3 separate regions of the Homo sapiens genome follow, and all the other regions are linked to region 1. A link is a contact called in ENCODE Hi-C or POLR2A ChIA-PET data. All regions are on one chromosome and are shown on one strand. Each heading gives the region's core, a stretch centred on a gene start or an enhancer-like site at or near the end of the contact. The rest is flanking DNA. Distances are from core to core; before and after follow the strand shown.

Region 1 (4,672 bases), core at 1,580-4,079:
AAAATTCAATATGATGAACACTTCCAGCGAACTCAGAAGGCAACTTCCTTCACCCAATAAAGGGCATCTATAAAAATCTGTTAATCTCACTTAATGGTGAAAGACTGAAATGGTTTTCTCCCAAAAACTCCACACTCACCACTTCTACTTAACATCATATTGGAAATCCTACCAACAAGGCAAGAAAAAGAAACAAAAGGCATACATGTTGGAAAGAAAGAAATACAGCTGTTCCTGTTTGCATACAACATGAGAAAGTGTACAGGGCTGGCCAGAGGTGGCAGGCGGGGAGGCTAGTACCTGTCCTTGCCGTCTCACAGGCTTTGTTGTTGGAGAAAACCAGGCCTGCCTGGTGGATGCTTTTGCTGCTCTGGGTCCTCATACATGTTGCAGGGTTGTAAGGAAGCAAAAGATGAACATGGTTTGGATGGGCCGGCTGACCAACTCCTAGAGCCTCCAAAATATACAGAATATGCTGGAATGGGTTAATAGGCTTCTGGAAGGTAGTCGTGTTGCCCACATCAGCTGAGTAGCCCGTGGTGGGTGTGCTGTTTACGTGGATGGTGCACAGTCTCAGCTTATCTCCAGGACTGGCTTGGTGCCCAGCAGGTGGCTGGAGCTGGCGACAACAACACACTGGTGGCATCAGGAGAGCTGCGTCTTGTAGACTTTGGTGATGCTTCACTTCTTGAGGTTGACATAGGCATACGCCGTCCCTGCAGGGAGCCTTAAAGGAAGACCTCAATGTCACTGTTAGAGTCTGACCAGGGTCGGGGCCTACGTCCTGGAGGTGACCTGGGAGGCAGGGATGTAAAGCTCACACCTTCTTGTGGAGCGGCGGGCCCTCCTAAGGTTTGCTTCCTTGGCACCTGGAGGAGCTGGTATCCAAGCTCCAGGACTAGGCCTGGGAGGCTGTCCTGTTTTTTTTATTATACACGTTTTCAACCAAAGGCAGACCAGAGAGCCATACTAATGCAGCGGTAAAGCACAGAATTTTTATCCAAGCTCTGGTTACTTCCAACCGTGACCGCTCTCACGCTTGCTAGCTCCAATTTCCCATTCCTCTTCACAAAGGATGTGCCCTGGCAATCATGCTATTCTGCCCTGCAAATCTTGACATGGGCTTCTCCACTCCTTTTGATCAAGTTCAACCTTTTCACTCTCACAATTCCCTTATTTCTCATCATTCGCATATTTCCTTTCATTTCTCCTACAACTTTTTCAACATCTCTAGTCCAAGAGTTAACTTGATATATTTCTACACGCCTCGGCTCACCGCCAGCACGATGCCTTTGTTGTCTTGAATCGCCGCCTGCCAATCACCAGGAGACACAGACCTCTAGGAGCGAGGGAACTTGGACAGAAAGGCACTTGGCAAGGCGCACACGACTCAGCGTAAACAAGTGACCTCTTGTTCTCCAAAGCTCTTGAAACACAAGAAGGAAAAATAACAAGCTCTTCTACTATCTGTGTCCTATCATACCTACAATACTCTCTTGGTCCACATGCAAGCACTTTGCATTATAGTACACCACAAGGAGAAAAAGGTAAGACAGGATTCTTAACAGAGGTCGTAAAATAAGGTCCCCGCCGCTAAGAGAAAGAAGACTTTCTTCCAATAGCATAGAGCAGGACTCCACCTCCACCTCCCTTTTCTTTAGTCTTTTGCCCTTCCATCCTCCTTCCAAGACTAGCGTTATCCAATAGAAATATAATGCAGGTCACATACTATGTAATTTTACATTTCCAAGTAGCCACATTAAAAAAATTAAAAGAAGCAAGTTAAATTGGTTTTAGTAATGTTTTATTCAACGCAGTGGACCCCAAATATTATGATTTCAATCACCCATGCAGTAATTAGAAATGTTTTCTTTTTCTTTTTTTTTTTTTTTTGAGACGGAGTCTCGCTTGTTGCCCAGGCTGGAGTGCAGTGGCACGATCTCGGCTCACTGTAACCTCCGCCTCCCGGGTTCAAGCGATTCTTCTGCCTCAGCCTCCTGAGTACCTGGGATTACAGGCGCCCGCCACCACGTCCGGCTAATTTTTGCATTTTTAAGTAGAGATGGGGTTTCACCATGTTGGTCAGGCTGGTCTCGATCTCCTGACCTCGTGACCCGACCGCCTGGGCCTCCCAAAGTGCTGGGATTACAGGAGTGAGCCACCGCGCCCGGCCCCCCTCACGCTTTTTTTTTTTTTTTTTGACGGAGTCTCGCTCTGGTGCCCAGACTGGAGTGCAGTGGTGTGATCTCGGCTCACTGCAACCTCCACCTCCCAGGTTCAAGCAATTCTTCTGTCTCAGCCTCCCGAGTAGCTGGGACTACAGGCGCACGCCACTACGCCCGCTAATTTTTGTATTTTTAGTAGAGACGGGGTTTCACCATATTGGTCAGGCTGGGCTCGAACTCCTGACCTCTGGTGATCCACCCACCTCGGCCTCCCAAAGTACTGGGGTTACAGGCCTGAGCCACCGCGCAGGTCGAAATGTTTTACTTTCTTTTTGTCTTTGGTAGCTGGAGTGCATTTTACACTTACAGAACATCAAACTCGGAAAAGCTGCATTTTAAGTGCCTCATAGGCACCGCACTGGACCGTGCGGCCCTAGAATGCCACACCCCCTAATTCCTGCAGCCAGAAATGAAGATGGCAGGGGCGGTAACACTGCTAGTTTGGGACTAAGAAAGGCAACCTCGGGAGGAGGCGAGCCCCTGCTATGATGAAACTTCTAGGACAGCCTCCCTTCGCCCCCCCCAACCTGTGCAGGGCCTAGCGTGGCTGCAAGCGAGGCAGAGCGCAAGGCACCGCCAGAGCCACGGGAAAGGGCGAGGCGGGGAAGTCTGGGGATGGCGGGGCGGGGCGGGGCGGCTCGGCTCGGCGGGGATCCCCACGCATGCGCACCGCGACAGCTCACGATGCCCGCCTACTGGCGCCCTAGCAACCGGGTTGCGAACCATGTTCTATCCCGACTAAGTGGCCGTCCTGGGAGTTATAGTGCCACTAGCCGGCCTCGGCTGTTCCCTGTCCGAGGCTCTTGTCATTTCCGCTTATTTCCTCCACGGGTGCCGATTTCATGTGTGTGTTCCCGAGTGCCTGAGCCGGCTCCCGAAATGAGTACTCGTGGTTTCCGCGTGGGAACCAACCTCGAGCGCCAGTGGCCCGCCCTCTCCGGGCTGAGGTGGCTGCTGAGGCTGGGGCTGCTCCTGAGGCTTCAGGGCCGCCCGCTGCACGGCTTTCTACCTTCCCAGGTTAGCCGCGGTCAACTTCTGCCAGGCGGAGCGAGAAATCGCATTTTGTCAGGTGAGGATTGGAGGGAGTGAGAGAGATGTGAGGGGAAGGCTTCGGGTAGGGGTATAGGGCCGATAGGGGACGACCAGGGCCGAGAGCTCATGGACTTGGACCCGGAATGCCATTGCCTTCCCTGTGGGTATGTCTCAGGGGCTTTCAATCTCGGAGTCTCCCACTTCGCGGATCTTTCCCGCCCTCTCAGTATCTCCTCCTTCCTCACAGTTCCTCCCCTTCCTCTTCTTTTTCTGCTCCCTCCCTTCCCTCTCATCTCGTCTTCTTCCTTCTCCCTCTCGGCTCCAACGCCTACTGTTTCGGCCCCACCTTCTTATCTTGGCTCCTCCCCTTCCCCCCCTTATCGACTCCTTACCCAGTCTCTTTTTGTTCTGCCAGTGCTCTCTCGGCTCCTCCCCCTCCTCCTTTCTCCTGGATGCTACGCCCTCTCCCATCTCCTTCTCTTTCCCCTCCCTCTCGGCTCCTCTCCCTACCCCTCCCTCTCTTCTCCTTTACCTTCCTCCTCACTGCTGCTTTTTCTAGTCTCTTCCCCTCTGCTCTTCTGTTTTCCTTTTTACTGCTCCTCCTCCTTCCTCTAAGTCCTTCCCACTTCCCTCCCTATTGGCTGCTCCTCCACCTCCCTTTTGGCTTCTCTCCTGCCTCAACTAACTCCTCCCCTCCTCCCCAACGCCTTCGGTTCCCTCTCAGCATCTGTAACCCTTCCCTTCCCTCCACCCTTTCCCTCGTGTTCTTACACAATCTTCCATTCTGGACACATACACTCATTGTGGTCTTTCTTAAATACATCCCCACCATGCTGTGTTACCCCTCACTCATATGGTCTCACACTCTTACCCCCCTAATTCTTGTTAATCCACTTGGGTCTCCTGGGTCCTTTCTCTGCAAACATAGTGTTATTTACTTCTAGAGATTTGTGAGAATAAAATGAGATAGTACATGAAAAGCACTTACGACGGCACCTTGCACATAGTAAGCTTTCAATAAATGGTAACTGTCATCATTATTACTTTTCTTTAGCCAGGGATTCCTGGCACAATTCCTCTTCAGCGTGTCCCTCAACCACCAGTAATTTCTTGGCTCCCTTCCTTAGTAGCCTCGTTGTTTTCATTGTAAGCTGACTCAAAAGGAATTTTTCTTGCAAGTAATCAATTCAAAAAGTATTAATAAATAAGACTTATGTTCTGATCTCTAGTTGCCTAATCTAGGGTGTAGGGGGGTATTCTGGTAGAAGGCATCACAAATGCACACAAAGTTGAGAATGGTGCTGGTGCCATCTGACTATAGACTTAGCCAACTTTAAGGTTCTAGGAGTTTTTAAAGGCTAGTTCTAGGTGCAGCATGTTTACTTTTCAAACCTGGAGCTTGCCTTTCCCTGTGA
Region 2 (4,672 bases), core at 1,128-3,627, 210 kb before region 1:
CAGTATGGCACATATGTTGGGCTGGGAATGGCTGCCTTAATGGAGTCTAGATCACATATGAGAGGTCATATCTAGCAATTGCTGCTAATCCTTTTATAAAACTTTTACAAAATTATAGAGACAGGGTTTTGCCATTTTGCCCAGGCTGGTGTCGAACTCCTGGGCTCAAGCAATCCTCCCACCTCGGCCTCCCAAAGTGCTGGGACTACAGGCATGAACCACCGCACCCAGCCTGCTGCTAATCCTTTTATCAGTTTTCGTAGTCTTGTTCCAGAAGTAGCCAAAGGGAGGGAAATGTCCTAGACTTGGAGTCATAAAAGAGAGTTGGCAACCCTGGATGAGTTGCCTGAGCCTCAACTGACTCATGCTTATAAGAGAGATAAAACCTACTTCCTAATAAAATTGCAAAGATTAAATATTGGGGGTTTTAATGCTACTATTTCATGCTAAGAATTGTACATGCATTCATTCTTGTTTAATGACAACAACATTTCAACATAGGTGTTCTCCCCATTTTACAGATGAGAAAACTGAGAGGAAGGGTGATAGTAAGTGGCTACAGTGGGATTCATACTCAGGTCTGAAGCCAAAGCCTCAGGTCTTTTTAGGATGCCATACTGGCTCTCTGCAGGACAGGATTTTGTAAACTTTAAAGTAGTCAGTGGATGCATTATTATTATTATTATCCCAAGACAAATACCTTGCTAAAATCACATCTTTAAAAACTACCAGTACCTGTGGTTTCCAACTTAATGGAAATTCAATTGATGTTCAATTGCCAACCAAGAGCATAAAGTGCATAAAGAGGTTTAAAAATTCATTGCATATAAAATATAATTAGGGAAATAACTCGGGTTTGGAGTGCATTTGAGTAGAAATGTAATTTGGAGAAAATCATTTTCCTAATTTCTTTTCAATTTAGTAAACAAGTTTTATTTTTTCTTTCAGTGACTAAATGACTGCCCGCATCCTCAACATTTTACTCTAATTGATGCAAGAGTGAAAGCAATTAAAAGCAAATGCTAATGTGTACCTTATTATTACCTTCCATGCAGCATTCTAACTTCTAGGCTTGCTAAACATCATAAAACAATTTAAATTTATTTCAGTACAACATGAGATCACTATCTTGGATTAAAACACTGGTTCTTCAGAAAAGATAATTTTACTAGGGCAACAAAAGAACAAAATTGTCCTAAAATGCCTTTTATCTATGATAAATAGATCCTAAAAGACACATTTTATTTAGCCAAATAAACATAATACACAAATTAGTATCATTATACACAAATATAATACATAAATATATATTGTTATACCAAAGAACAATCTGTCTTTTAAATGTAGAATTTTATACAGCCCATTTGAAATAGCAGTGGATTAAGACTTGCTTTTCAAGCTTAAAATGTTCTGTATATGTGACATGATACAATAGAAGCAGTTCTCAGTGTATAAATGCTGTTTAAAACAACATACATTTATTTCATAGAATGCATGGTGGATGGGGCTCTGGGATATTCTGGGTTGGACTGGAAAGCTGAAGAAAGCTATGTATACTATAATAACACTACAGAGCTTAGCCATCTCATATAGAAGTGCTTCTGTGGCATCTTTGTATAGGTTTCTAATTTGAATGATCATAACTCTACCTAGCAGAAGGTCAGAGATTCCTCCTCTCCACCTCAATTACTACCCCACCAGCCCTTCGGGGGAAATCACTGTGGTCCAAAAGGGGTGGTGAGGCAAGAGGAGCTGGCTGCCACAGCCTCTGGCCAGTGGAAAATTTCAAGAGTGCCACTCACACTGGGTAGAGTGGTTCCCTTTCTTCTCTTTTTCATTTATCCAGCCCCAGATATTAGGTGGTGTGCTTCTTTTGCTTCTTTTTTTGTCCCCACTCCTTTTTTTTTTTTTTTTGAGACAGTCTTGCTCTGTTGCCCAGGCTGAAGTGCAGTGGTGCGATCTTGGCTCACTGCAACCTCCACCTTCAGGGTTCAAGCGATTCTCTTGCCTCAGCCTCCTGGGTAGCCGGGACTACAGACGCACACCACCACATCCGGCTAATTTTTGTGCTTTTAGTAGAGATGGGGTTTCACTATATTGGCCAGGCTGGCCTGGAACTCCTGACCTCCAGTGATCCACCTGCCTCGGCCACCCAAAGTGCTGGGATTACAGGCGTGAGCCACCGCGCCCGGCCTTGTCCCTACCACTTTTTGTTTGTGATCAGTCTTACTTGCTCCCTTCTCTGGCCCTTCAAAGACAGAAAAGAACAGAACCTAGGCTCAGAATTTTTTACGTGCTCCCTGCCCCCAGAGCAAGTACACAACTTTTTGGGGGGTTTCTCAAAGTCTTCATTGCTGGCAACCATGGTAAACAAAGAGTGGAGAGAACTAACAAGAGCAAAAGCACAGCACAGCAGAGACGGAAGTGAGGTCCGGATCTGTCTTAGCACCAACTCCTCTTCTCTCTGATCTCTCATTTAACCCTCTCCCTCGTGAAAAAGGATGAATGCCACACTGAAGCAAGCACAGGAGAGAAGAGGGTATTTTTGTAAAAGAGAGGTTATTCCCAGGAAGAAACAGGAGCTACCATAGCAAGCTAGCAGGGGAGAGGGAGGGGAAATCCCGAAATACCTCACCCAGGGGACAACAAAAGACTAGAGCGGCCATTCAAATATATGCAAATATGGGGACACATCAAGGTTGGGGTCTGATTACATATCCAAATTCAGGCCATACACGACTGCATTTTTAACAAGACAGCTGCATGCAATCATACAATTTTAAGGCTGGATCCCTTCTCAGGGCCAATTGTTATAAGCATTCCTGGTATGGTATTGCCACCTAAAGGCCGAAAGGAAGAAGTTCACCTGAACATCACAGCTTCAGCAAGGAAAGAACAGAAATCCACCAATGTCCCTATTTCAGCTGAAATCTTCATCTAAAAAATGTTTAATGTGAATTTTCTGTGAATTTCATTTCACTGTGCTTTGCCTTTAATAGGTCAGCATAAATTGCCACTAGATGCATGTAAAATAGTTGAGATTATATTAAAAGCACATGTGAGAAAAACCTCAAGTATTTTAATTTTCATCCCTTTTACCTGTAAATAAACCAGTAAGATAAAAATTTAGTTCTATGAGGACTCCAGTGAGTCTTCCATCATTTCAAGGGATATTATAAAATTCTCAAAAACACCGTTAACTAAAATTAAACAGGGCATTATACTTCACCAAAAACTTGAGAATCTTTTAAATCAACTGTGTAACAAACATCAAACCATAATGTTTGAGGGAAGCTTTACTTAATTATAAAATTAAATTCCCAACATAGGTAAATGTAGTCAGTAACATTTTAACACATAGAGTTACAATGGAAACTTCTCTAAACACCACAGAAAGTCTGCCACTTGAGGTAAACCATTTCTTTCCAGTATTCATCCAGAATATTGTTTTCATATCAAAAGGAGAACATGTGCTCATTTTACTGGTGTTAAGGAATTTGCCCTTATATTCACAGGACATTTATGAATTCATCAAAGGAAAAAAGTCTGTGAATCATTTTTTCTTTATTGTAGATATGTAGAAAAGTATGAAAACATTCCTGGAAATGACAAAAACAAATTTAGGACTGTGGTTCACTCTGGTGAGGGAGAGAAGAGCAGGAAATATTGAAGGGGATACACAGAACTTGAATTGCATCTATAATTTGTTTCTTAAGCTGAATAGTGGGTACGTGGATGTACTTTATATTATCTCTGTTCTTTGTATGCTTGAAATATTTTATACTTTTTTTCCTAAAAAGAAACTAGTAGCTGGTAGGTAGATGTTTAAAGGACACATAGGGCATGGTGACACAGTGCTGGGTGCTTAGTATACATTATTTCATTTAATACTAACATCAATCCTGCAAGGTAGGTGGTTTGACCCTCATTTTACAAGTGAGGAAATTAAGGCTTAGAAATGAAGTGAATTGCCTTGGGTAAAACAGCCTCTAAGTGGTAGAATTGTGAAGTGAGACATTAAAAAAGTGATAAAAAGTTTAGGCTCAGATCAGGCAAGGGCACAGAAGGACAGAAAAGGAAACAGTAAGGAGTTCCACTTTTGAGATGGTGGCATGAGATTCATTGGATGCACTACTCAGTTAAAAAAAAGCGTAGCAGGTGAAAACCATTTAGGCCAGGCGCAGTGGCTCACACCTGTAATCCCAGCACTTTGGGAGGCTGAGGCAGGAGGATCACTTAAGCCCAGGAGTTTGAGACCAGCAGACTCTGGTCAACATAGTGAAAGCCCTGTCTCTATAATTTTTTTATAATTAGCTGAGTGTGGTGGTGTGTGCCTGTAGTCACAGCTGCTCAGGAGGCTGAGGTGGGAGGATTGCTTGAGCCCAGGAGTTCAAGGCTGCGTTGAGTTATGATTGTATCACTGCACTCCAGCCTGGGTGACAGAGCAAGACCTTGTCTCTGAAAAGCCAATAATAATAAAAATAAAAATAAATAAAATATCTAGAAGTTGTCCTAATGATATAAGATAAATGAAAAAAAGTATTTATTCAGGAAAATCTACTAAAACTCAGTAAGAACAGGGAGAACTTACAGCATTTGAGCTATGACCAGCTCTCCCTTTTCTCCCTCCTCCCAACTCAGCTTGACAGAAGCTCCATTCCGGGCAACTGTG
Region 3 (4,672 bases), core at 1,436-3,935, 160 kb before region 1:
TTTTTGCCCCACCACATGCCTTTGATTTGCTCCTTCGGGCCAGCCTGAATTGGTGCTCGGTTTATAATTAGTTTTCTCAGTGATGCCCAAAACAACCCGGATGGCTGTCTCACCACATATGGAGATGCAACTAGGATATCAATCTAATTTTATGGATTTTAAAACAGACGGAGAATTGGGGACTATACTTACCACTGTCTTTGACTGCCTTTGCAGCCCTGAAACTGTGCTAGAAACTGCTCCCTGTGGGTTTGTCTGAGAAGTATTAGCAGCACTAAGAGAAGAGGAACGTCCACATGGTCTTTCTGATAGCTGATCTGTGAAAAGAGGAAAAGGCATGTTAAAGGAACCACTCAGATCAGAAAAACATCTACCGCATAACATTATCTTTCTCAGGATACTATCAGAGGCATCCTGGCTGTAATTCTAACTGTTATCATTATGAACATGCCAAGTGTATTTCAATCCCCCTTCCCTTTTTGGTGGCCAACTTCCTGTTCTTAACCTTACTGGCCATCGTGCTCCAGTAGAATGAAAAACAGCGACAGAACCACATTTTCTCTTAACCATTTCCCTACAACTCTTCCCTCCTGAACCAGTTGCAACAGTATGCCCTGTTATCCAAGGCAGAACTATATTGGGTACCAAACAGCTGTTTGTGGCTCTTATTACTTTGAAATATTTCAAATTTCTCTCTTTGTTTTTTGGCCCATAACTCAGTGGCTCATTTCTTACTCACACGTAACAATATGTGTGGCATATATGATGTAAAATCTCCCTGATGTGTGTGGGGCAGGGTGGAGAATGAGAGTGAAAGAGAAGATGTGTTTGGGAAAGATGTAATCTTGATACTAGAATAATTTTTTTAACAATCAGATTCAAGAGTCTTCTCTTCCTTGAAACCTTGTGAAATTCGACCAGGCCAGAGCTGAGCTGGATGTTTTCAGTTTGTTGAGAGTATACAAAAGAGAGGAGCTGGCTTCTTGACAAATTTCAATAAGGGTTCTTTTCCTCTCCATTTATTTTTAAAAGATATAAACTGCAAAAGTCTAAAGCCCAAACATTCCCTAGGCGACAAGCTCAGTATCCAAGTAATTTCCTTGATGCTGTGGGTTTTAACTTTCACCTCCTTGTATTTTATAAATATCTGTGGCAAGGGAAGAGACTGTAAAACTTGCTAGGAGAGTTTGGCAAAGGAACGTATAATTTGTGTGGCATAATGTTAGAATTACACGATCCTCCCTGACTAGAACTGGATAGTTGTCATGTGTGTTAAATATAGTTACTTGAATTAGCTGTACTTTCAGCTATACGCCTTGCAATAGCTCAAAAGCATTTTTTTTTCCAAATAGCAAAAGAACAACTTTGGAGAAGTATTTTTACTTGTATTGCTATTATATACAGCTCTTTTGACAAAAACTATAATTACTCGATAGCTTCCTAGATGCTCTAACCTATTTGGCACTTGATTATATTGTCTGCTCTTGTCCTCTAATTGTTTCACGTGGGTAAGTTGAGTCTCCTTAAATAGACAGTAATTTTCTCAAAGGCAGGGACCATAGCTTTGACATTTTTTGTAGCACCTGGCGATGCTGGGCACACAGCCTCTTGACTCTACAACAGTTTGAGCAGCAAGCCTCGTGCTTGGGCATAAGGGCTCTGTAGTCATTCAGATGTGGGTCTGAATCCCAACTCAGCGACTAACTTTCTAGTTGGGCAACTGTTGGCCTGACTTTCCTTATCTGTAATATGGACCTAATAATAATAATACCTACCCCCAGTGTTGTTTCAAGGATTGGATGAGATCACCTGTGGCTCTTATGACAGCCTAGATCCAGGGCAAGAGCTCAAAGCATTTTAAGTATGATTATTACTATTCAGCTGTTGGTAAAATATACCAGGGAAGGAGTGAAGCTACATTCTAAGTGTATCATCATTTTCTTCACATTTACTAGCATTTATATTTAATACCTCTAGTGTGGTAGGTGTTAAACATTTAAATAAAAGATATTATTTTCACTCCCTATGACCCCAAGATTTCATTTTTGGTGCAAGGCTACTGAGGGGTTCCTTTACATGGACAAAGGCATACATAAAACAATGAGAAAAATATGTCTCTAGTGGGGAAAGGGAAGTGACGGCTGTATTTTGTAAACTCTATGAAAAAGGGAACTGGTCTTTCCTTTTTCTTCTCTGTTTTGTTATACTCAGTTGGTGATTCAGAGCTTTGAATGGAATAGTTTCTTAGTTCTTATCATTATATTAAGGGCATTAGAATAACATCTATGATAGGTATATTTTAAATCCTAAGCCATGAAAAATTCAAGCATTTGACATTTGTTGGGGTGTATTTGGGGGAGCAAGGGGAAAATTTGCATCACGAGAACAATCCTGGCCAGAGTTGGCTCCTAGGGTAATCACAAACACATGGATTCAAAAATGTCACCCAGAACATATAAATCACAAGCCCGGCTTACCTTCTGTTGCTTTGTTGACAGCTAAAAGAGTACTCAGTACCTTGGAGAAATTGACCCCTGAATAAAGGTCATCAGGATCAAATATCTATGAGAAAGGAAAATTGAAACCGTAAGACACTACAAGTATTCAACTCAACAAACAAAACTATCAAAAGGCCACTTCCTCCAGCTCTCCGGAAAAAAAAAAAAAAAAAAAAAGTGTAGAAGCCAAGACACAAACCTCCATATACCTTTGGGAGAAATGAGAGCAGCAGTTGAGCCGCCTAATGACATGTGGCAGGCCATCAGTGAGTCAGAGCAAAGCAGTAATGGGAAATGAGAGCCAAGCTGAGAAGGCAGCGCCCACCAGGAAATAAACAGTGCATACTCAGACCCACTCTTCTGGCCTGAATGTATCAATAGTTTCAGCCCAGTTACAGGAAGCTCATATGCATGGGTTACAATCAATGCCCATCACCTACATAATGTCCTCGACAGTCCATAAATAAGGAGGTGGAGCCTTTTTGACATGGTTGCATCTGTACAGTTTATTAGCTGTGCCTAGTTGAGTCACTGTCAAAAGTGCCTTTTTCTCTGCTCTCCTTCCTCCCAACTGCCACCCGCTGCATCCCAACTGCCTAGGATCCCAATTCCATGTTGCCCAAACTTTCTGCCCAGGTCTGCCTTTTGCTCCCAGCTTCAGTTCTGTTTCTGCTGTTTGACCTTGCCCCTCTCAGCTCATCATGAATTCAAGTATTTGCCTGCCTGGGCCTATGGGCTCTTCCTGGCTTTAGATGACTTTCCCAAATATGACCTCTGGCCTGTCTAATACTACTCAACTCTTGGCAAAAAACACATTAAGGAAATACATTTCACTTTACCAGTCAACTGTCAATCTGATATGCTATTGTCCCCAGTGAAGATACCAATCAGATGTTGTTTTCAATACAATTTACCTGTTACCTTTGAAATGTAGTCAGTGTGTTAAAATATATTGAGTCTCAAATATGTATATTTGAAATTAGAAGTGTTCTCATGCACAGGTACAATCTATTAATTTGCCAGCCAACAATGTAAGTATGCATATCTGAAGGTAACCAGATGCCCACCTTCTGGATGGAAATGCCCCTTCTAAAAACATTTTGTTCCAGGATGTCTAGAAGTCTCTTAAAGAAAACAGATTGCATCATTTTTTCCCCAAATGTGGTGATGGAAATAAAATGTACCTTTTCATATGGGACATGATTGGTAATGGGCATAGGATTTTAAAGGGTCTGTCTTCCCATTAGGTAGAGCCATTTGTTCCATTTTTAAGCTGCATATTTTCTGGGAACCATATCAAGACAAATTTCTATCTTTTTTGTACATGTTCTTGAAAACCTATAATCTGTTTTTAGAGTGAAAATATATAATATCAATTTTTCACGTTTTGGGGGGTCAATAAAGATACATGCAAATGCAAACCTACACAAGTCTGCCTATTCTAGGATTCACTGCTTTATTCATTTAATCAATGAATATTTTGCATTCAAAGTTAAAATGACCAAAAAGCCCAGATGCATCTAAAAATGAGACATTAATATATTTCTGGTAAAAGAGTAATGCTAATATTACTAAAGAGTTAAACAACAACACATTCCAAATATATTTCTGAATGCTACAATATAAAATTCAAACTTTTCCAGAAATACATTGACAAGAGTTTTGTTTTAGTTTGTCAAAGCCTGGGTGAACAAGAGGCAATAGACTAGAGAGAGTGTCTAGTATCTCCGGGGATTTCAGACTTATTGAGTCTCCCTTAGAACTGATCAACTGGGAAAATGTTAATGACATGTATGCCAAAATAGTAGCAAAGCAAAAAAAATCACTTGTTTTTAGCCCATCAGTCCTAATGGGAGTGTGCATGTGTGTGTGCATGTGGATACATGTTTTGGGTGGGTGTGGTAGAGATGAGTAGATCTAAAATAATAAGCAGAAGTTAAATATTAGCAGAATAAGGCATGAGAGCAAAAGTTGTGATAAAAAACCTCTCCCTCTGGTTTTAGTTGTTCCTTATCCAGGGTTATTAAATGCCTATACATGGCAACACTGGTATTATTCACTTGTACAAGTACTTGACTGATTTTGAAAATAAATAAACTAATCAGAAAATGAAATGTGCATCAAGAAGAGTCATTGCATCTGCTTGAGGGAAGTTTCCTGAACTGTACTCGGTT

Evidence for each region. Hi-C counts contacts between places; a loop is a spot of excess contacts on that map. ChIA-PET counts read pairs that join two places held with the same protein, here RNA polymerase II (POLR2A). Pooled maps may share reads with other maps.
Region 2: a loop to region 1 is called in a pooled map, with 5 times the contacts of the local background. The contact joins two enhancer-like sites. A Hi-C loop is called at or near these places in 1 of 168 maps with a recorded cell type or tissue (Right ventricle myocardium superior) and 7 of 50 pooled maps. POLR2A ChIA-PET finds 5 or more read pairs at or near these places in 4 of 52 experiments (CD8-positive, alpha-beta T cell, Panc1, naive thymus-derived CD4-positive, alpha-beta T cell and 1 more).
Region 3: a loop to region 1 is called in a pooled map, with 5 times the contacts of the local background. The contact joins two enhancer-like sites. A Hi-C loop is called at or near these places in 8 of 50 pooled maps. POLR2A ChIA-PET finds 5 or more read pairs at or near these places in 3 of 52 experiments (PC-9, Panc1 and activated T-cell).

Annotation. Positions count from the first base shown.
Region 1 is chrX:136,906,487-136,911,158 of GRCh38, forward strand. No RefSeq gene overlaps it. Among named protein-coding and RNA genes, the nearest start is that of RBMX, 28 kb to the left of the region's middle. RefSeq lists an enhancer at 2,529-2,578. Within about 2 kb of position 2,830, at least 33 of the 41 ENCODE cell types and tissues checked have a DNase peak (open chromatin) inside an H3K27ac peak, as active enhancers do; they include CD8-positive, alpha-beta T cell, where a contact is called at or near this core.
Region 2 is chrX:136,692,159-136,696,830 of GRCh38, forward strand. The region is part of intron 9 of ARHGEF6 (Rac/Cdc42 guanine nucleotide exchange factor 6); the gene reads right to left. Among named protein-coding and RNA genes, the nearest start is that of CD40LG, 46 kb to the left of the region's middle. RefSeq lists an enhancer at 2,623-2,722. Within about 2 kb of position 2,378, at least 4 of the 41 ENCODE cell types and tissues checked have a DNase peak (open chromatin) inside an H3K27ac peak, as active enhancers do; they include CD8-positive, alpha-beta T cell, where a contact is called at or near this core.
Region 3 is chrX:136,745,031-136,749,702 of GRCh38, forward strand. It overlaps ARHGEF6 (Rac/Cdc42 guanine nucleotide exchange factor 6), which reads right to left. Exons shown (of 22, transcript NM_004840.3): 3 at 2,478-2,562; 4 at 193-317. Among named protein-coding and RNA genes, the nearest start is that of ARHGEF6, 34 kb to the right of the region's middle. Within about 2 kb of position 2,686, at least 3 of the 41 ENCODE cell types and tissues checked have a DNase peak (open chromatin) inside an H3K27ac peak, as active enhancers do.